Regions from separate parts of the Homo sapiens genome. Here region 1 is linked to region 2. A link is a loop called in an ENCODE intact Hi-C map of the cell type or tissue named here. Cell type or tissue: Caco-2. All regions are shown on one strand. Links, peaks and the distances in the headings refer to the core of each region. The heading gives the core; the rest is flanking DNA.

Region 1 (11,262 bases), core at 1-8,000, 430 kb after region 2:
GATATAATAATATATGATTCTATTATTCCTTGGCATAAACATGTTTCTAGGGCAAATGATTTGATCATGTTACTAGGTTATTAGATCCATGTCCTTATTCAGGGAAATATCTATTATGCCCACAACAGTGTTGTCTATAACTCTGATTATTTGGACACCACCCAAATGTATTGAATTTGATTTTTCCAAGGTGTAGCACATTGTCAAGTCCAAACAGACCATTAAATGTCTTTTAATTGGCTGATTCATTGAACACCACTGCAATATCCTTTCCTTATGTAGGCCTGGGAAAAGTCATGAAGTGACATTTGGAAGTGAGGGCCTAAGCGGGCAGTGGGTAATTTAAGGCAGGAAGCTTTGGACCGGAGAGAACCCTGGCTAAGAAGAAGCCGCAGCCTCTAGGGGCTCATCTCCCTGTTTGTAAAACAGCACTAATACCCTGGGCCTATTGTAAAGATGCAGTGAGATGCCTTCTGCTTGCTAAAAAGGTATAGAACAATCTCAAAGCTTTATCAATGTAACTACAAGGTATCTGTTTGGGAAATGGCATATTTGACCACACTGGCCTTCAGCCAACCCAGTTTCATAGAAACACTTTGCTACCTTAGTACAGCACATGTTAACCTGCTAGAACTGCAGGGACTACTTCTCCTAATGAGACACTCTTGCAAAGATTCTCAGGCTCCTTTTAATTATGTTATTTTACAGAAACTCTGCTGATCCTTCTGCTTTCCTACTTCTGAGGTAGGAAAGGGCAGAGATTTATCAACCACAGAGTATGGCTGGAGGCAGTGGTGACATGTTTGTGTGGCCTTTCTCCGGTCACCAGTGAGTCACAGTGGCATCGGCTTCCTATCAGGGTCTGTGACATACAGGGCAATGTCCGTCATTCCAGTGAGACTCCTTGCAGGTGAATGGCCTTCCAAATTTTTCAGAAAAGCATTTTTTTTCAAGCATTTTTTTTTCTGTTCTTGATTTTGAGATGTTAGGCCGACAGTGATTGACAGAAACTGACCCAGGTAAGACATACAAACTGCTTTAAAGGCGGAAAAGTTTGCTAGAAAGCTATTGCATGAAGATGGTTTTATGAACAGGAGACTTGGTAACATTTCCTCGGTCTCTCAAGTTTCACAAAAGTGCACTATCATCTCATCTGTCTGGAGATTTCTATTAGGATTTTTGAAAACTTGACCTGAGCTTGTGTGTGCTTGTATATGAGGTAGTAGATGGAAGTGGGGTGTGTCTTTTTGCCTTTGAATCTGGCCCAACTGTTCTAGTGCAGCCAGGTGTAAGCTATAAACCAGTGGCATTAGGATATGAGAGTATCTTGCCCTGAGAATCTTTATCTTCATCCCCCTGATCACACTGGGGGCTACTGTGAGCCCAGTCCCAGTGTATTTCTGAGCAGCTGCAGCAGGCCAGGCACAACTGAAGGTTAACCCCGCTTGCCTCTAGGGTCTGGCCATCCCGGGCTGCACGGGGCTTCAGTGGCCTTCCTGCAGTTCTCTTCCCAAGGAGGCTCAGCCTGTTCTGGTTTTGCTAAGAGACCCTGGATGCGTCTATTTGCCTCGTTGGTATCTACCCTCCCCTCCCTTCCTTGACCCATGCAGCCAAGATTCAGGACTTCAAAGACATCCTTCCTTCCTGCAGCCCGACAGGTTAAAGATTTGTTCCCAAGTCTCCTGAAGAGCTGCGTCAGATTGCAAATCACTGGCCAGTTCCAGAAAGCTGCTCCCAAGTGTTTCAGGGCAGCTCTTAGACCAGTGCACCCTCGTGGTAAGAGAGGTGACAGAACAAAGCCAGAATTGCTTTTCATTTCTGGAAACACTAGTCTTTCATGTCAGAGTTTAGGTTACTTAATCTTTTCGTGCCGGGAATAAGATTTCCCTAGTGTGACATCTGCTGATAGCAATGGACAGTCCATGATTTCCAGCGCCAAGAAATTAATACTCTAATCTGCATAATCAAATCCCCAGGTAAGCATCACCATTCCTTTCTCAGTACTTTCTGTCCCTTGCATTTCCAAATCCTTCTATTTATCCAAAACTCAGAATGAAAATGTAGTGCTTAATAACAATTTTTACTAGGGGAGTTTTTAGGTTACTATGATAGACATTTACTGCACAAAATTTACTAAATTCAGGATAATCAGGTTTTCTTATGTGTTTGAAATATGATAAAAATATATATCGCCTGAATGTTTCATGCTACAGGGTGCATTTTGTGAATTTACACTTCAATCACTTAGTCTACTGCAATATAATGTTGATTTATGTTCAGGGTTTGAACCTCTATTCAATGTTGAAATCCTTAAAACAAACTTTAGACACAGAGGGCTCTTCACTTTTCCATTAGACTTCTTAATCCAGTTTAACTATATCCTTCTTCAGTTAAAAAGCTAGAAAGAAGTGTTGTTGAAGGTCACAGTGACAGAAATTTCAGCCAGCATGACACTCCTGGAGGTTATTGTTTTCCTACAGAGCTGGATGAGTTAATCTGGTATTGTTGCAAGAGGTTGGGAAGGCCAAACAAGGCCGAATCAGGGTAAGACAATTTTATAGTCTTACAGCTATAATTAAATCCAGGACCTGGGATCAATGTAAATATAAATCCCAGTATTAGTCCTGAATTTAGTTCACAAATTGCTTTTTGGAAACTGTTACCCTAGCAAACTCCTATTTATTCTTCAAAGTCAAGGTTAGCTGTGACCACACCCTAGAAGGCTTTCCTGACACCCAGAATAGTGTTTGTCACTTTTTCCTCTGAGGACCTTGGATGGTATATGTTTCTGTTGCATTTACTACTCTACTGCACAACTGTTTGTTTATATTATCTATCTCCTTATTAAATGATGACCTTTTTAAGTCTGAAACTGTGTCTAAACTATCTCTGTGTCCTCAGGAGCTAGTACACTACCAAGGACATAGTGCTCAATGAATTTTTGTTGAAATAATGAATAAAGCAATATATTCTGGCTGTCCCATGAATATGATTGTGCAGCATAGTGCCCAGGTGTTCTGAGCACATGCACCAAGTTTTAAATTAAACTGCCACCACTTTCAGGGCAGAGAAAGAAAAGCAGGTTGCAGGCCAATTCTGGTCCATGGTTGCCTTATTGGGTTTCCTCAGTGTCATTAAATAGCTGAACTAGGTGTTAGCCAACATTTAAAATTTGAGAGACTACATGCAAAAGTCTGCATTTCTAGCTTCTTACAATTTTCAAAGCTATGGCGACATCTAGCTAGCATTTCCATGGGGCCTAACTGGCTGGGGCTGGCTGCAGGGCACACAACTTCCTTTCCTGCTTCCTTCACCTGGCTTAGCCCCTTAAGGCATCTGATCTCCGAGCATGAGAGTTTTCATTGTTTTGGTGAGAGGATGGTTTATGTAAAGCCAGCCACATAGTAATACAGATTGACACATATGATGGGAAGTCAGCCATGTGCTCTTGAAAGCAATTAATACCTATTAATACAATTAATACATATATCTAATTTTAGGAGGATATGAAGAATAGAAATTTAGGTGCCTTCCATTAAGTTACTTAAAATTTAAGAGGGAGTAGAATGGGGAGATAAAAACCCATGAAACAATATGGAAACATCAGTCCCCCTGACCAAAGGCACATTCATATAATACAATCTCTACAGCTTACGGAGCCAACAATTCCAAGACAGAACCTATGTCTGCAGTCTCACTGGCCACAGGAAGAAATAAAACAAAACAAATAACAACAAAACACCTGAAACTCATTTAAAAGGAGAGATAATTTCCCCTAATTATCCTGACCCATCTAAACATAATATTTCAAAGCTTGCCTTCTTCACTTTAAATACACAGCACCCTAAGCACTGCTCTCACTCCCTTCTGCTCTTCCCTCCCTTGGAGCCACTTCATTTGTGAAACCACCTCCCTGTACCTCTGTTACAAGCATTTCCATTTGCCTGGTTTCACGTAATCCTTAGTTCACTCAGCATTTATTGAGGCTCACGTGTATTCCAGTTGTGTACTAGGAGGATTCAAAGGTCAAAACAAGGTTTTTGTCCCTAAGAAAATAAAGGCCAAATCAAGCAAGAAAAGAGTAGGAATCCTACCTTGATTTCCTTATAACAGACCACATACACCTTACGTGATAATGCTGACTATAAGCTGATGGGAACACAACATTTAGTCATGATGCATGGACTGGTAAGCTCTGGGTCTTGTTCAAAGAAAAAAAACACACCCCTCAATTGCTTTGGGAATGAAGAGCAAAGGTATGCAAAAAGAATTGTAGCATACTTACAAAGTAACATATCAATGCTGCCAGGACTTAGTGAGCAAGGTGTGAGTAGGAGATTGAGTGGGGCAGGGAGTTGTGATCTTATTCCAGGAGTACCTCCAAAGCATATGAATTTAGAAACCAGATTGTGAGGAAGAGAATTTCTCATGCCTTTGCACAGTGTATTCTTTCTGGATGGCATTTATACTTTCTCTTGTCCACCTGGAGTCACATGGAGGCATGGCTTCCTCTGCTGGGCCTTCCCCAGGGCCCTCTGCAAGCGGAGCTAGGATTCCACTTGCCCCACGCCTGTCTCTGCTCAGCTGCTATAGCTTCCCACATGCCTTTTAGAACATCATTTCCCTTTCAGGCTTAATTGTAGACCACAGGCCCTTGAGCAAATGCATTTTGCCATGGACTCCTCAGCACTGACATTACTTTGGGTGCTCCCAATTTGGTAATCGAATGAAGAGGAGTGGCAGGGGTGGGGTGGGCAGGAGTAGAGTAGCATTTTGAACAGAAAAATGACATACAAAGTGGAACAGTTGAAGGAAAACCTATGTCATGCTCTGTGGAGTGAAAGTATTTCTGCTTGGCTGAAGTAAAGAATTTGTGTCAGGAAAAAAAGAAAAATGAGGCTGTTGAAGTGTGAAGCAAGTCTATAGAGGGTCTTGGGCATATTATGAAGAGGGAAAAATCACATCTTGCCATAACCCTGATGATTCTTTCTTGTCTTTTGTATAGCTCTTACTTGATCCCAAACCAACCTCACGTGTTACATCTCATCATCGAAAGCCTTGCTCTGCAGGAACTGTGTGATTTTTCAAAGTGTCCCTTACCTCTCAAAGGGGCCACTTTCTGCACGTCTGGCAGGTTAATATCCTTTCCAGTGCTTAGTGCATGACACAGAATACCTGCTGCACATTCTCCATATGTTTTCATGTCTGGCCAGTGCCCATAATGAAACCACCAATGTCCTGTAACCATGCAGGATGACAGGCTCACCACCAGTGGATACTCTGCCATCTGAGCCCTGGTGTTACTCAGCATCCCTGAAGCATCACTGGCTGCTCCTCCTGTCACCCTGTGGGTGTTTCTAAATTAGATATCAGGTTTGTAGGGCAGGACTGGAGGCGCCTCCATGGCTGGTCCACACAAACAGCCAAGGGGCAGAGTTCATCCATTCCAGAAACTCATAAGGTGAACTTATATCCCAACAGCGTGGGAAGCCAGGTAGATGCTTCAAACTTGTGTGGATGTTCTTGCCTCTTCTCCCAACTCCTTCTTAGTTTGTGTCTCAAGAGAGGCCAGAATCGATCAGAATGAAAAGCTTCCATCACAGAAACTCAAGAACCACAGTTCCATTCTTTACCTTCTTCTTTACTCACTCACCTACCCCTCCCTTATTGCTCTCACCACAGGCTACCTGCTTAACTAGTCTTTTTTCTTTTCATCTTTTTGTCTCACTTCAACTACATATATGTGAAAGAACCCCAAAGGCAGATGTTTTGAAAAAGCAAAATACATACATTTAAAAGTGTATAATGGTTGGGTGCAATGGCTTATGACTGTAATCCCAGCACTTTAGGGGGCTGAGGCAGGTGGATCACAAGGTCAGGAGATCAAGACCATCCTGGCTAACACAGTGAAACCCCATCTCTACTAAAAATACAAAAAATTAGCCAGGCATGGTGGCGGGCGCCTGTAGTCCCAGCTACTCGGGAGGCTGAGGCAGGAGAATGGCGTGAACCCGGGAGGCAAAGCTTGCATAGACCACTGATACTACATGAACTCCAGTATGGGGAAAGTTCACTGAGGACTGCTGAGGCCCTGGCTGGCCCCTTGCTGGGACAGCTGTTTCTTATATGTTATTTTCCTTTATTTCACAGCTGGATCTCACAGTGGGATGCTTGGCTTGTGGACAGGTGGAAAGGAAAGTGTGCAGTGTCTTGCCAGATCAGACTCATGGATAGATTTACACTGAAAATAAAGACTAAGAGAAAAAAAAAGCGGAACAAGTAGAATGTAAAAGCCCTCTCATCTTACTGGAAATAATGATATAAAACACTAGCAAAAACAAAAAGTCCGCATTCTAAGAAGTAACAGCAAATTTTTGCACCTTGGTTCTAAGCTGTCAGATCCTCCACTGTTGATGTGAATCATCTACCCTATAAAATTCTTTTCTTCCTAACTTGGCCTAAGGATATCAGTAGTAGGACTTTTTGAAATATCAGATGAAAAAGAAAAGAAAACATTGTCTTAATCTAAGAATACGAGAATAATGTCCCATCAGGATAATGGTTACACAGGTATCCCAAACAAGTAAAAGACAGAACACATAGGAAGGGGAAAATCTTAGATGCCGCATTTCAGAAATGTGTAAAGATGGTAGGCTCCTTATTGGGATTGTACTGCAGAAGCCCTCTGATCTGACTCAATCCTAGGTGAGCCAGTTAATTCAAATGTCACCTAGAATAGGGAATCAGAAAATTTGTCCTCTTACTCATTTATGTTCCACGCAGAGGGAGCACCAATTGGAGGCGAAAGGGGGGACTTAATTTCAACAGATTTTCAGGTTTAAATCCTTGGTCTGTCAAATACCTGCTACAGGACTTAGCCTGTCTATGCCAAAGTATCCCCATTGGTAAAACGGGTGCAATGATAGGTCCTACCCCATGGGACTGTGATAAAGATGAAATTGGTGAGTGCTGTAAAGTTTGTAGAATAGAGTCTGACACATGGTAAGCACTACTATGTATTTGGTAAGTGACATTTTTGGTAGGGCCAAGGCTGCTTCTTTGCTTAGAGATCTTTTTGTTGGAATCTTCCATTATCTTTTTTTTTTTAATTTGGCATCAACACACACTTTATACATTGTCTATGATTCCTAATTTTTGTTTTCCTTAACAATGGTACAGGAACTTAAAGGCATTTGAGGAGCAGTTTGCATGCAGAATTGTTCCACATTTAATACAATTTCTGGTCTCCCACAATTTATTTTTATAGTTAGACAACTATATTTAATGTGATCACAAATACTACTTTAGCAGACCTACTAAGTTACAAAAATAACTCATTCTTGGCAAGTATTCAGCTCAACTGGTAAGACAAATAAGTGTACATGGTAGAGAGCTCTTTACTAGCTGCCAACATTCATTAAGTTGAGGGCATTGTTCAGTGTGATTTGAAAGGGGGAATGCTGAGCATCAGTGAATCCAGACAAGTAGGTTCAAATGAGCTTAGTTAGGAGATTCCAGTCTCTGTAAGAACATTACTTTTGGATTTTGTTTGCTATCCCGCCATCTCAATTCCTTGGAATTTAGTTCCAATGTTGATTTTAATATGGAGGGGGGTCTTGTTAATCTGATTTATTGCCACCCATAGTCCCAGAGATATCATTCTAGAAAATGAAATCAATAGAGAAGTTTGTTGTCAATCTTAAGATTTTAATTTCAGCTTAGGCCTTTCTTATTTCCATCATGGACCTGGCTCCCTTTGTAAGTTTACCAGAATCTGTCAACTAATCCTCAGAGCACTCCCTTTCTGTCTCTCCCACATAAGAATTTGCTAAATGATATCCATATAACCTCTTATTCTGTATTTTTAAGGGACAAAGAATTGGCTGTTTCTTATAAGTTATTTTCCTTTATACTATTTATAATTTGTCTACCTAAATCACAATGTGTTCATAACTCTTCTTTCTGTATTTCTTTTCAGGTAGCAACTTTGGAATATAGAGAATCATTAGGCTGTATTCAACAAATAATAACTAATGCAGCCTTCTAAGAAGTGCAAAAAAACTACTTAGAAATCTGCTATAATGAATCCAAAGACCATGGGCAGCAGCTATAGGGTCAATAATATTTGGAACCAGGGACACACTGGTGGATTTGCTGCCCCCACCCACCACATCCTCAGACATACTGGGCTGGAACACATGACTGTGTAGTGCCTCAACATTCATGTAAGACAGGAAAACTTCAAAAGAGGTGGGAGCACAAACCTCTCTTAAGTTTATGCAAAATAACTCTCCAGAACAATGAATTATTATTTGTTCATTATTCCACTCAACGCATAATGACTGAGCATCCATAGGTGTAAAGCAAGTTTGGAATGATTGTATTTTAGCTCCACTGTATATATTTTGTTTCTCAAACCCTAAAGTACTATCAGAAAATGAAAAGCCATGAGTGAAATAATTAACACACCATCTGAAAAGCCAGTCATGTCCTCTGTCTTGGATTATGAGCTCCAAGATGTTAAGAGGGCAGGTATCACACTTTATATCATTATTCTTCACAGAACTATTAACAGCCCATCTTTTATAAATATTATTTAAATTAGAATGGCTCCTGGAGGGAGTACTATTTGGGGAGAAATATGAAGTGTGTTGGCTGAAAACACCTAATGAATAAACACTGATGTCTATTGTTAGCATACACATCATCCCCTGATCTCTGAGTATGAATTTAAGAAATTTGTGACAGCCAATGAAAATGCTTATATACCCATAGCACGTGTGTTTACCATGCAAATAAATGATCACAATTCATAAACAGGGACTGTAGAGTCTTAAACACTACTTCAGAAAGGCCTCAAGTTACAACAGGCAGAACAGAAAAAAAATCAGGAACATGCAACAGCTTTTAAAAGTAATTCTAATATTGAATCTTGATGATGAGATTGCAAAAGAAACACAATTTTTTATAAATGCAAGATCCCCTATGACAAATATTTACGGTGGTCAGGAACAGAAAACAGAATAGAGATAGATGACTTCGCTCCCACCCCACAAAATTTTTGAGTCATAAATTATGAATTATGTTCAAACATATAAGGCAGAGAGGAAATTAATTTAGGAGATGAGATCTATTTTATAATTCAGAGAGCTGTTTTATTTTAATTTGGGGGGCAAATTACATTTTGATGTTCAGCTTACCGAACATCTTTCTTTCTCTGAAATGAATTACAATTTCCCGTTATTTCTCTGAGGAGTCCTAAGATTTTTATTCCAAAATTCAGAGGGTAAATTAGCAACACAGTCTGGATCATTTGGAAAAATACCGTCCAGCAGAGCTTTCCACAATGATGATAATGTTGTCCACGTGTGCTGTCTACTAAGGTAGTCCCTGGCCACATGTGGCTTTTGATGACTGGAAATGTGGCTAGTTGGACATAGAAACTTAATTTTAATTTAATTTAAATTTTTAAAATTAAAATTTAAATAGCCCTACATGGCTAGTGGTTATAGTGCTGGACAGTATCATCCAGATGACCACAGGATGGACAAGGACCTTCCTCTCAGCCAATTAGACCACGCAGTGGTGGGCCGCCCTTTGCACATTGCACACTGCCCCTGTGAAACCTCGATGCAGTCTTTGACAGCTTAGCCTCAGAAGGGCTTGGGGGCAAAGCTCATGGGAGCTTGTTTAAGCAAATATACACATTAATAGGATCACAAAGATCGGAAACAGCAAAGGTCAGCCCTGCAGACCCCTCTCCCCATTCATATGTTTCCCTGCAGTGGGACATATTCTCTAGTGCTTTGTCAGGAACAGCTTCAAATCGACTCAAATGGCTTGACTTTCCACAGCTTTCCATGTTATGAAGGCAAGTAAAAAAAAATAGTTCAGTGAGAGCACTTAGAAAAAGACAACCTGTAAAAATACTGAGATAGAAACAGGAGACGTTCTGTTATAAGAAGGAACTCTGCATAGAGAGAGATATAAAAGAAAAACAAACCCCACATGTATTTTTGATCATAAAGAGTTTGAAATAAAAAAAATGTGCTTTGGCACTACATAAAATTCTTCCTTGATTATCACAGTATGCAAGATTACTAATGCTGGTCCCCAAAGCAATCAATTATTTCCTAACTCCTTTCCATGGTTCCATTTAGTTTACTACAGAACATCTTCTGATTGTCCCTTTTGCCTGTTTATTATTTGTTAGTGCATTTCCTTATCTGCATGTAGCTTTAAAAAGTCAAGAACTTCAGACACCTTCAAATTTAATGACATAACTTGAGAAAGGAAAGAATTGGGATTCTGATGCAATATGCCTTGCTCATGAAGATGTTGCTAACTTCTGAACTTAAGTAACTTCCTGTCAATAGCATTTCAGTAGCAAAGATTGTTTTCCAGATAAACACATACCTGGAGGAGCAGATCAGAAGTGGGTCTGACTCGCTGTTGGAATAGGATGCTTAGTGTTCGATTCTGCTGTTCCAAATCAAACACTCTTGTTTTCAACTTCACACATTCCTCTCTTAGATCCTACAACAAACACATCGAAGGAGGAAAAAGTCCATAACTGAAAGATGTCTTTGCATATTATAACCATATTTTATATATCTCAGATCATTAGTAAAAAACGGTATTTTTATTCTTCAAAGCCCCCAGAAGTAAATCACATACGTTTTCGTCCACAGACCATTGTCTGATAGAATTATTATGTGCAAAGAAGACCAATTTTTTTTAAAAAAGCACCTTGAAATCAGAAATGCATTAATCTAGCATGCTATTTTTGAAGACAGTAAATCTTAGCGATATGAAGTCAATTTAAGTTTCCGCCTATATATTTTGCCTTTTCACTGTCTTTATAAAAGCAATCATAGAGCACAAACCACAAGGACAACAACAGTGTTTCTGCAGGGAATAGAGATTTGATGAGCTAAAGAAACTATCATTTCTGATGGAGTTTTTCATTGTCATTTGTGAAAACAAGTTGAAATTCTCGGTGATGGGGCTAATAGAGTCAGTGATGCATTTAGCGGGAGAGAAATAGCTCCGAAGAGATGGCTTTTAAAAGGCCACTTGCCACTTGCCCATCCTCTGAACTCATGGATTTCCATACCTTCTGGGGCTTTCTGGTCTCAGTGCTGGGTAAGAAGCACACTTAGCCCATTCTGGCATCTGTTTGGAGCAGCTCTTTTGAATAGTTCAAACACCACAGAGACCTTTTCCCCAGCTCATGGAGGAAGCTGATGTACTAGAACTGCC
Region 2 (11,244 bases), core at 1-8,000:
CACAGACTTTTATTTAGAGATGGATAGGACCTTGGAGATCATCAGATCCCATTAGTAATTGTCTGGAATGAGTTTGTTCTTGCTGCTGCTCTCGTTCTTTTCTTCTGGCTCTTTCCTTCTTTCCTATACCAACTGTATGTTAATCGCCCACTGTGTTCTCAGCATAAAGATTGTTGAATGGCAATCAGGTGCTCAATGTGCGATAATGTCCTGGGGGAATTTACCGTTTGTATTTAGCCCATTTTCTCTGCGGTAGGTTTTCAAAGCAGTTCTCGCAAATGTCCTCCTCTCCCAATGAATTTCAAAGAGCTTTTAAAAATAGGAACCTCACTAATTAACTCAAGTTAGGAAATAAATTAATGGAGTGAAGAGGAAGAAATCATGGCCTGCATTCATCAGATTAATTCAATGCAATTTACTTTGTAAGTTTCATAAAACTTGTGCTTTGGGGCATTTTTAACCCAGAACAAATGAACATATAAATTGTTTACAAATCGCTGAATTTAATATAGTAATTTAGTTGTCTTTTTAGTATTTCATTTCACAGATGGGTCAAATTAAAATAAATATTTGCTTATTTCAAACATTTTAAATTTAATGTGAAATGTAAATGGCGACATATCACAAGTAGTTCTTGGAGCTCTTAAGGCAATAAAGAAAACAATTAAGATTGTTCGCCGCTCGTTGTTAAAAATGCTAACTTCTGCATGACAGAAACAAAATTCATAAATCTACGCAAGATGAGGAAGCCCATGTAAAAAATATTAATTTTCCTTCATCTTTCACTATTGTGCCTCAGTCTAGTCGATGTGCTGGGCTGGTGAATAAGGAAAACACATTGGGAACTCTGGGAGAGAAAGAGAGGCTGGGATACCTACTAGCTCTCAAGCAATTTACAGGAGAACACAATAGTGATGCAAAAGTGCACATTCCTGGAAATAGGAGTGTCTTGTCTTGCCTCTTGTCAGCCCAGTGACAAATCAGTACTAGACTTGGTTTCTGTTTCAAGGTTTCAGCCAGTGTGGCATGGTAATATTTGTCCGATGTCAGAACAGAGGTTGCTGGTCTGGATTTCTGCCTCTTCTGGAGGAAAGGAACTGATAATTTGATTATCTGTCCTGTCCCTTCAATGATGAGGATGTGTAAAATGAGACTTCCTTTCAAGCAAGTCTTTCCCCAGACCTCCCATCTTCTCTTTCTGAAGTCTCCTTTGGAGTTGTTCTCAATGCAGATAGCATCCAGGTCTGTGGACACTTGTGTGTGTCTATTGCACACATGGCTTGCTATCAAGTGTCACCCACTCAAAGTGGAATGACAAAGTAATTTTAAAAAAAGCATAGTTTTAATTTGTATAATAACTTTCAAGTGATTGGGACTCAGCTGCAACTACCTCCTAGAGAACTAGAGGGCAGTGATTGGCTTTCAACTATAGTTATGAAAAAAGATTTTACAGACAGTCATGAGGTTATTAAATAAAAGAAACATCATAGAAGATTCATAACTCTAGAATAATTACACTCTTTTGCATTCTGATTTGCTCTCCTGAGTCAGAAGGAAAGGGAAGAAGTTACATCTAGTGGCAGGGATTACACATCAACTTGGTTTGCTCATATTGAATATAGACATTATTCATCACGTGTATTTGGATGGAACAAAGGTTAGCAGTTGCTGCTGAAATGAACTACTCTAAAAATAAGGTTGATATACATTTAGATATTTGTGGCATGGTTCAGGGAGAAGCAAAGAGAAGGAGCTCAGAATCACATCCTCTGGGTTTTTAGACCACAGAATTAGGTCAAACCAAGCAGGGCCAGGGAAGAAGAAGAGAGAGAAGAGAGGGTAGAGGGTAGAGGGGAATGAGATATTGACAGTGGGTCCTCTTTACCTGAGGACAATCGTTACCTGAAAAGAACTCATAAAGTTGGTTCCTTTAAAGTGGGGTTGAAAACATTTGAAAAGAGGTCTCATTGGGACTTGAAAGTGAAAATTATGAAAAGAAATTTATTTGTATGTTACAAATATAAGTTATAGTTACAACTATATATTAATTCTTATAATGATTATTCAGAATGAATCCAATGTGGCTTGAGGGCACAATTTTTCTAACAAAACCATCTGATAACCTTTGTGTTTTATTTTCTCAGTAAGATTATAAAAAGGGCCTCTCTTCATTCTTTGTTATTTAAATCACCCTCATGGAAGCACCTATCCTTGCATTATCCTTATCAGTTTTCCATTCTTTCATAATTATCTGGTCTAATTCGAGCAAATCTTTGCTTGTCAGTGGCGTGGCATTTGAATCATCTGTTTCTTCAGCTTCCTTTTCATTGACTTCATGAAATTCTGTACCCTGTGTGCAGGCCATAACCAAAAATATAATTAATTTAAAAACCAATCCCTATACTCTACTGTATATTTCGTATTACACAGAAGTGGATGCCTTGAAATGCTTTGACAGTGCCCATAAGAATTTTTAGTAGTTGTTTTCTTCACTAGGTTAAATGCTTATCTTACAATCATGTTTTCATCATTAGTTTTCTTAGCAAAGGCTTTTTATTTGATATGAAAGGATATGTCAACACAGTCTTTGAGGGAAATACCATCAACATTAAATTAGTGACTTTTTTAGTGTAAGATATTATTTTGACTCCAATGTTTCAATATTTCAGAAAAAAGTTTTGCCTCAAATATTTTATGTTTATTACCCTATTTGTGATAGCTTTCATAAATTGCAAGTGTCCTGTGATCAGCCTGGCAGACAAATATAATAATGCTGCATTATTTTTATAATCAGGCTGTCTCAAAGATTTCATTTCTCTGTTGGAGAGATGCATAGTTTCCGAGGAAGGGGAGATTGAAATCCCAGTCCCCATTTATTAGCAAGCCTGTTCATCTGTCAGCCTCCTGGGGGCTGCTGAAGTGTAATAAGAGAGGCCTCAGTTGCACAAAGCATTTGGCTTATTAGTGCTAAAACCATTCAGAATAAAAGCCATTTACGAGTTGAGACAGCGCCGTGGAAGAATATTGAATTGGGAGTCAAGGAGCCCCTCTGGCTGTACAAGGCAAGGTCCGCTGGTCTACCATTTGGAGGACACTGTCGACTCCTATCCCTTTTCCCTCTGCACATGTCCCCTGCCAGGCTGCAGCCCTGGGACCACTCAACTGACTCTCCACCTCTACTCTTGGCTATTTACTGAGGACTGGAGACATGATTGGTCATCCTTTCTGCTGCACATTCTTGTAGATGAATAGCTGTCTTCTCATTGTGTCCTGACCTGGCCTTCTCTGCACATGTGTTCTCCTGGTGTCTCTTGCTCTTCTTATAAGGATGCTGGTCTTATCAGATTAGGGCCCCACCCTTACAACTTTATTTTACCCGAATTACCTCCCAAAGGCCCAATCTCCAAATACAATCACACCGGGGCTTAGGCCTTCAACATGTGAATTTGCAGGGGACACAGTTCAGTTTATAACACCCCTTAACTGCCTTATTCCACTGGCTCCCCTTCAAGTTCTTCAAGTGACCATGACTGGCTCTCTTCCCCCATGCTGCCTGTGTATGGGTTGTTTCCTCTGCCTGGCATGCTTTTCTATCTTACTCTATTCTCTACCTGCTCCCCACTTCCATCCCCTTCCCCAGGTTAATATCTTTCTCCTCTCTCAGATCTCCCCAGGGAAACTGGCCCATCCTCCCTGACTTCATTAAACCTCCCACAAAACAAGACTCACTGTTGTCATTTTACATTTAATTGTGCAATTACTCGACTGATGTCTGTCTTCCTTCTAATTCCTTGTGGATAGGTGCATGCCCTAATTTCCCTCAACACTGTACCTCATTCCAGCATAGTGTCTAGACATAGTAGGTAATGAATATTTGTTGACTGAACAAATGAATGAATGAGCCTCAGCTTGGAATTGAGAAGCAATGTTCTGTTTTCCCTTGGGCATGCATTCGTATAGAGGTTTATCATTCCTCAAAAGTGTTCTGGTTCATCTGAACCAAAGATGCTATCTTTGAAAGGGTTATGATTCCTCTGAGGCCTCTGAAGTCAAACCAACATGCAAAACATTTAAGATTTGCTTGCCCCTGAGCAAATGAACACTATGTGCTAATCAGACCCTGAATGTTAGCTTTAACCATGTATATCTGCCAGAAGTAACCGTGAGATGAAAGTGACTAGGGTGGTGAATGGTCCTTGTTAAAATCTATTGAACAAGATGTTAAATGCAATGATACAACTCTACACATTATTTCTTAGCAGGCTCTTTCACCACTTTTTAACAAGGGGTCCTCAAGGTAATGAGGATACAGTGGGGGTGACATTTTGAAAATATTAAACCATGTGTTTATGTCTCCACCTTAAATTGCATCCACTTGCAGCCATCTCTCTCAAGAGTGAGCCACACTTATCACCCCAGGGTAGGAATAAGCAGCTACTGCCTGGGACAAAGGTGTTGTGGATCCATCCTGGGTCCAGAGGATGGAATTACTGACCTCTTTAGCTGGGCAATTATCTTAAAAGCCAGACTTTGTGAAGGATGAAAAAGGATTGCCTAACTTCATATCTCTCCCTTTAATGTATCATGAGCCCAGCCTAGTGGACTGGATCAGCCAGTTCCAGATGAAACCATAGCTAAGGGGTTTGGAATTTATCCTTGGAAGCCATTGCAGGGTTTTAAGAAGTTAAACAGCACAGTTGGATTTCTAGTGCTGCCCCTAGAGTGACAGCATTTGTTGCATTCCAATTTGGGTCAAAGTACAGGCCTGGCTGTGTTTATAGAATAAAAAAACAGACAACCCTTCATTGGAACACAGTTCTGGCAGAGCAGCTGACACTGGTGAGTTCTCCTTTCCATTAGGCAGACCTCTGGCCCTTGGTTTCTCCAAGTCTTGCTGCTGCCACTGTCCTCCATGGCCAGACAGTGACTGCTTCCATTCAGCAACTCCCACTTTCCCAGCACGGAGGCCCAAACCGCCCCCATGTTGCTCAGGCCCTGATTAGGAGGTGGCCCTAGGGAGCTAAACTAGGTCACAGTAGCTCTCACCTGTCATCTCTATTGCTCAATGGTCTATTCGTTCTTCAACGACAATCTCCAGCTACGACCAACTCATATATCTCCCATGACAAAACTTCCTACCACTTACACTAGCATTCTGCATATGATATATCTCAGTGCCTCCCACTTCTTCCATGAAGCCTTCCTGGACTACGACAGCCTATACTGATGTTCCTATGCATGGTGAGCCATCTTAGACATTTCTCAGAAGGGGGCACAGATGATGTCTCTCGACTATATTGGAACTCCCTAAGATCAGGGACCCTTCACTGTTGTACATCTTCAACCTTCCTTACTGGGTTGGGGGCAGAGTAGCCATGCATTGCTTGAGAGATTGATGGATTGAAGTTCTCTGACAGTGGCTGCTGCTCCTGAAATGGAGGAAAAGCACCCTCACTGTGATCCTCAGGCAGCTCTCTTGGCTCTACCTTCCTTTCCTTCTTTCCCTGTGCTAGGCAGAATTCTGAAATGGCCTCCAAAATGCCTGGTCCATAAGGTATACGTATCTTCTCCCAGTTATTCAATCAAACACTAATCTAGTGCTGCAAGGAAGGAAAGTAATTAAGTTCCCAAATCTGTTGACCTTAAAATAGGGAGATTTTCTGTGTGGATTTAACCAAGTCACATGAGCCTTTAAATCTGGGTCTAGAGGTCAGAGGCAGGAGAACTAAGAGTCAAAGCATGAGAGGCATTTGACCAGGGAGAAATTCTCTGTTGCTGGCTTTGGAGATGGAGGGAGCTGGCAGAGAATATAGGTAGGTTCTAGGAGCTGAGCACCAGCAAGAAAATGGGCCCTGAATAAGCTTAGAGGTAAAATTCCCCCCCAGAACTTCTAGAAAAGAATTCAGCCTGGCCTACATGTTGAGAACCCAGGCATACCTTGCCTGGATCTCTGATCTACAGATTTGTGTGCTAATAAATAGGTGTTATTTTAAGCCACTAAATTTTTGATAATTCACTATGTACCAATAGAAAACGAATGGATTCACTGAACTCTGCTGAAAGGAGCTCCCAGGTAAACACATGGCCTACCTTAGTTATAACTTCCAAGACAGGTTCAATCTCCAGAAGCTTCTCTTTGAAAAGTCTCACCTTCCAAGAATTGCCTTTGGCCCAGCCATTCACAGATCCACCAACCACTTGTTGGTCACCTGCTCAGTGCTCAGTGATCTGGAAGTTTAACAAGATCCAGGGCACCATGGAATGTTCACTGGACTTTTAAACTCTCGTTTGGAGAATTACAAAATTTGTGGGTTTGAGTCCCACTGGCTGGATTTTCAGAATGCTGATGCCTTGATAGTCAGAAAGGAAAACAGTATTGAATTGATCTTATAATTATCATCCTTTTGGTAGCTCTATTTCGTCATAGCCTGGCAATGACTAGGCGCTGCATAAAGGTTTGGTGGATAAGCTGATGCCTAGGCAGCTCTGCTGCTTTCCAGAGTCCTCCTCACCAGAAGGGAGATGCCTGTACCCCTCATCATTTGGCTTCAGATGGAAAAAGTGTGTCAGGGAGGAAGCCAACCCTGGTGCTGAAGCAAGTCTGAATAACAGAAATGTCTTGGGCTAACAGACTTTATCATTTTCTGATTTTAGAGCCTTTCCCGATTTAGAAACTTGACAAAAAGTCTTGTTTGTACTTACTGAGTGTAAGAGCCATTCTGGCAAGCAGAGGGTTTAACACTCAGGCCACTGCTTTGCACACCGCAAAGGTGGCTAGGTAGTTGGAGAGCAGTGGTGTTACTGGTACCTAACAGACAGATCGGGAGGCAAGGCTGCAGCATCAAAGTTGCCATTGTACTTGTTCAGTGTCTAACTGTCCATGAAACTAACGGCATGCAGAAATGGGGGCAGGCCCAGCTGGGAGTGATGACGCTCATTAAACTTGCAGAGAGAAGCCACTCTCTTTCTTTAGTGAAGAGGAAAAAGATCAACTCTGCTTTAGAAATAAAACACTTTACACAGGGTGCTTGAGCCAGAGATGAAGTCATTTGAATATATATATATATGTACCTATATATATAATATACATATATAGGTACATATATATATAATATACATATATAGGTACATATATATATATATATATATATATATATATATATGAAATTTTTTTTTTTTTGAGACGGAGTCTTGCTCCGTCGCCCAGGCTGGAGTGCAGTGGCACAATCTCAGCTCACTGCAAGCTCTGCCTCCCAGGTTCATGCCATACTCCTGCCTCAGCCCCCGAGTGGCTGAGACTACAGGCGCCTGCCACCACACCTGGCTAATATATTTTTTTTTATTTTTAGTAGAGATGGTGTTTCACTGTGTTAGCCAGGATGTCTCGATCTCCTGACCTCGTGATCCACCCACCTCCCAAAGTGCTGGGATTACAGGCGTGAGCCACTGCGCCTGGCCTGACTTTACATATTCTATTCTATTTGGTTTTATATATTATATATGTTATATATTGTATGAGTATGTAATATAACATAATATCTTATACATATAATTCTTTGGAGACATATACTCAGCAGAAATAAAATTTCTGGCATATTTTTGAGTCTACTTTCTATGTGCTGCCATTCTGAAGGATTAAATATCACATTGAAATGACAGCTACATCTTTTTGTTTTTTCAGTTACATTTGGAAGAGAAGGATGGGAAGGAGTCTCAGTAAGTTGCCTAGGCTGGAGTATAGTGACTATTCACAGACATGATCATAGTGTCCTGAGGCCTCGAACTCCTGGGCTCAAGCAATCCTTCTGCCTTAGCCTCTTGGTAGCTAGGACTACAGGTGTGCACTACCATACTTGGCTTTTAAGCTGTACTTCATATATATATATAATATATATATAATATAAAATTATATTTAAATATATATATTATATATAGTTATATATATTATATATAGTTATATTTATATTTAAATATATATATATTTAAAAGACAGCTGATGGGTTTTCACTGTTTTTCAAGTTCAAGTTTACCCTTGATAGGGGTGACAAATGAGTCACCTTGGTGATTGAAGCTTGCTGTAGATATCCTCTAGAGAAGATGAAAAAAACTTCTGTAGGAACTAGCTGTTCTCCTTGTTAGACCTGGGGTTTTCCTCATTATTGAATCTCTTACAAGCTGACTTCCTCCAAGAAGCCTGCCTGGACTGGCTTTACCCTTCTCTCATTATTCCAGCAGATCTTCACATTTCATTTGTTTGTTCATTCATCAAGTATTTATGAAACTTAAGTTGTGCTTAACATCGTTTGTACCATAGAGATCAAAATGCTGGTTCCTCCTTTCAAGGAGCTTAATACTTGTCTCATTGGGACATCAAAGTATAAGGGCAGAGCCTTGTAGAAGCCTAAATGTACCACTTGATGCAGGGTCTGGGTTGTGGCTGTTTATGAAGTAAGCTAGTTCTAGTAAATGTTCTGCCAGAACTTTTAATAGACTGGCTAACTGGGCTTCACTCCAGAGATGTTGTTAGTCTCGATATTCACAGTATGGTCCAGGGACCCGCAGCATCAGCATCACCTGGGAAATTGTAAAAGGCAGAGTATTGGGCCACACCCCTACCAGTTGAATTGTAATCTGCATTGTAAGCAGATCCCTGGAATACCTATGTCCTAACATCAGGGTATGAGAAGCACTGATCTACAACACTTGGGGATTCTTTAATGTCAATACTAGAAAAGGGTGAATTGGGAAGGACTAAACTCACTAGTTGTGATAAGAACTGTCAATCACTTGTTGTGTAGTTGTAACAGGTGGGAATTTGCTCCATGACACTTAGACATAAAAAAGTTGCATTATTTCTAAAAAGAAACTTAAATCTGGCTCCAAGCTCTCATTTGGAAGGTGGTGAAAATGTTAATCTTAGTAACATTGGGGGTCGGGGTTTCCCCTTTCTCATGTTGTGTCAAAATTCAAGGGGCTTATGAGATGCCCAGAAAATGAGGCATTGGGTCTGTTGTTCAAAGTTCTTCCTATTGCCAATTCTGCTCTATGATTTTGCTGCCAGGGCTGACCAGAGCACTAGGGCCAGCCAGCCAAAGGGCTGGCCTTTATATTTTATCTTCAATCCTCATAGTATCATTAGCATGAAGGTATCGTTATCCTCACTTTGCAGAACTGCCTGAGGTCATCAAACATTGAGATTGGAGCTGGGATCTGGCATGTTTTGCAGTCCACGTTCTTTACATGAGCAGAGGGTGAGTCTCTCAAAAGAAAACGCTCTGTAGTCTCTCAAAAGAGAATACTCTTCAGTGGGGGAACTTGTTTTGGATGGTCAGTGTCAGGGAGGCAAGAAATTATGATGCCAAGTCTGGTGGATGTTTATCTTGCTTTTAGGCTACCCAGCAGCTTTTGGCTGCTTTTTATCTCTGGGAAATTTCCATCTTTTTGAGTCCTGCTTCCTCAAGATAGTGGTCAGAAGCTTGCTTTCCCAGCATCCCTCACAGCCAGAGTGCAGCATGTGGCCTGGGCTGCGCCAGTCACGTGCACTGGCATGAGAGTCTCATTTGGAAGAGAAGGATGGGAAAGAGCAGTAGCCACATGGACTCTCTTTGGGGTTAAAGCCAGTGTGTGACAAATGGGGTTAAAAGAGTGTAAAGGAGCCTTTAGAGAGAGCAAAGACAGAAAAGCTAAAGACAGCATCCTAAGCCAGATGTTTGCAGCACCTCTACATTGGTGCATTCTGATGGGATAACCTTATGTGATTCTCTGGCCCTCCTAGGGGTTATATGAAATAACTAATAGCCTCATTTCTGGATGAAACTGGAATGGGCTCTGCTGTTTGTCCTAAGAACTCTGCATGTCCAGAAAGTAGGTAATAGAATGATTGGACTGGAGTAGGGAAATCTAGAAGGTAGCAGTGATGAATTTAGACTGAAAAGTAGACTGAGTTAAATATGGAGGAAGTTGATAGCTAGGCTAATGGATTCAGACTATGTATTGGAGGCCATGGGAGCCATGGAAAGCTTTTGAGAAGAGGAGTGGCAGGAAGGAGTGCAAAAACACTGATGTGGCCATGTGGCCAAGGTGTGTGTTGCTGGCAGAGAGAGGCAGTGTGAGGGGCACAGGTGTGGAAGTGATCATGGGTTCTGATGACGGTTTGTGGTTAGGTTTAGTCATGAAGGGGTGGTAGTTATCAACCCTGCTAAACATTACAATCACCTGTGGAACTATTAAAAATGCCCTACTCCAGTCTATTTATATCAAAACCTTTGTGGGTGGAGCCCTGGACATTGGCATTATTTAAGCCTTCAGGTGACTCCAATGTGTAGCCAGGGTTGAGAATGGGAGAAGAAGGAGCTGGAAAGGCAGGCTGGGGGTGGCTGGGGAGACCTTGACTTTAGTAACTGTGCCAAGGTTCTTTGACTAGAGGCCACCAAACCGGATTCTTCTTATTTAGCAAGTAAGAAGGAATTTATTGGAAGTATGGGAGGTAGCTCACTGAGTCAAAGGGAAGGCTAAATAAAGAACCAGATTTATCAGGGACCTAGGGAGTAGAAATTCATGGACCACCAGCTTGGGCTCTACCATCAAGAAGGTATCAGCTTCAGGCATCATCCCATCTTTGTTGCCACTCCATCCAGGGATGAGAACCTTGTTGGACTGGCTAGGGCTGCTCATCCAGCCCCTGTGAGGCTGAGATGAGGGCAGGTGATGGACAGTGCCGTCAAGACTGCATGCAGTGAGAGGCGTGGTCCCCAAAGGAGACCCATGTTCTACCCAGGAGAGCGGGTTACAGAGCCAGGGAGCAGAAACAACAGACACCCCCTGTGGGGACCTTCGTAAGCTTAGTGATGTGCTCTGACATTGTTGAGTTCCTTCTTTGTTCCATGCAGACTTTCCCCAGATTCTATTCTCTCTTATATCCCTGGACTTCCCCTTCCCCCTGGCTGAGTCCTGGGTGATATTTCCCAGGGATCTGGTCATCTTAGTGCATGAGCAGTTTAGAGGGGTGGGGAGGAGGGGTCAGCAGCAGAGCCTCCTGCTTCTGAAATGCTGCTGCCAGAAGCTGGTTGGTGCCAAATCCCCAGGGCATGTCTCCTGCCTTGTAAGCTGACTCACTCACTCACCTAGGTCACTCACTGACCAAGTATCAGGTTGTGGCTGCTCATTACCATGAAATCAGGTTGTATTTGAAACTTGGCCTGGAAAACAAAGATCTCTGGCTGTGCTTCAGCATCAGATGCAACA

The links. Hi-C counts contacts between places; a loop is a spot of excess contacts. Peaks named below come from ENCODE experiments on the same cell type or tissue, not always from the same donor. Only the 100,000 strongest peaks of a DNase experiment are listed, where the experiment ranks them.
Region 1: a loop joins it to region 2, with 2.5 times the contacts of the local background. A loop is called at or near these places in 1 of 110 quality-filtered maps.

What each region holds. Positions count from the first base shown.
Region 1 is chr2:132,850,076-132,861,337 of GRCh38, forward strand. It overlaps NCKAP5 (NCK associated protein 5), which reads right to left. Exons shown (of 20, transcript NM_207363.3): 11 at 10,417-10,536. Among named protein-coding and RNA genes, the nearest start is that of NCKAP5-AS1, 60 kb to the right of the region's middle. RefSeq lists an enhancer at 9,561-9,855. In Caco-2, for the core only: no CTCF peak of the experiment used is centred there; no DNase peak of the experiment used is centred there.
Region 2 is chr2:132,420,003-132,431,246 of GRCh38, forward strand. All of the region lies in intron 1 of GPR39 (G protein-coupled receptor 39), which reads left to right. Among named protein-coding and RNA genes, the nearest start is that of MIR9986, 8.1 kb to the right of the region's middle. RefSeq lists an enhancer at 1-464. In Caco-2, for the core only: no CTCF peak of the experiment used is centred there; a DNase peak (open chromatin) is centred at 4,669.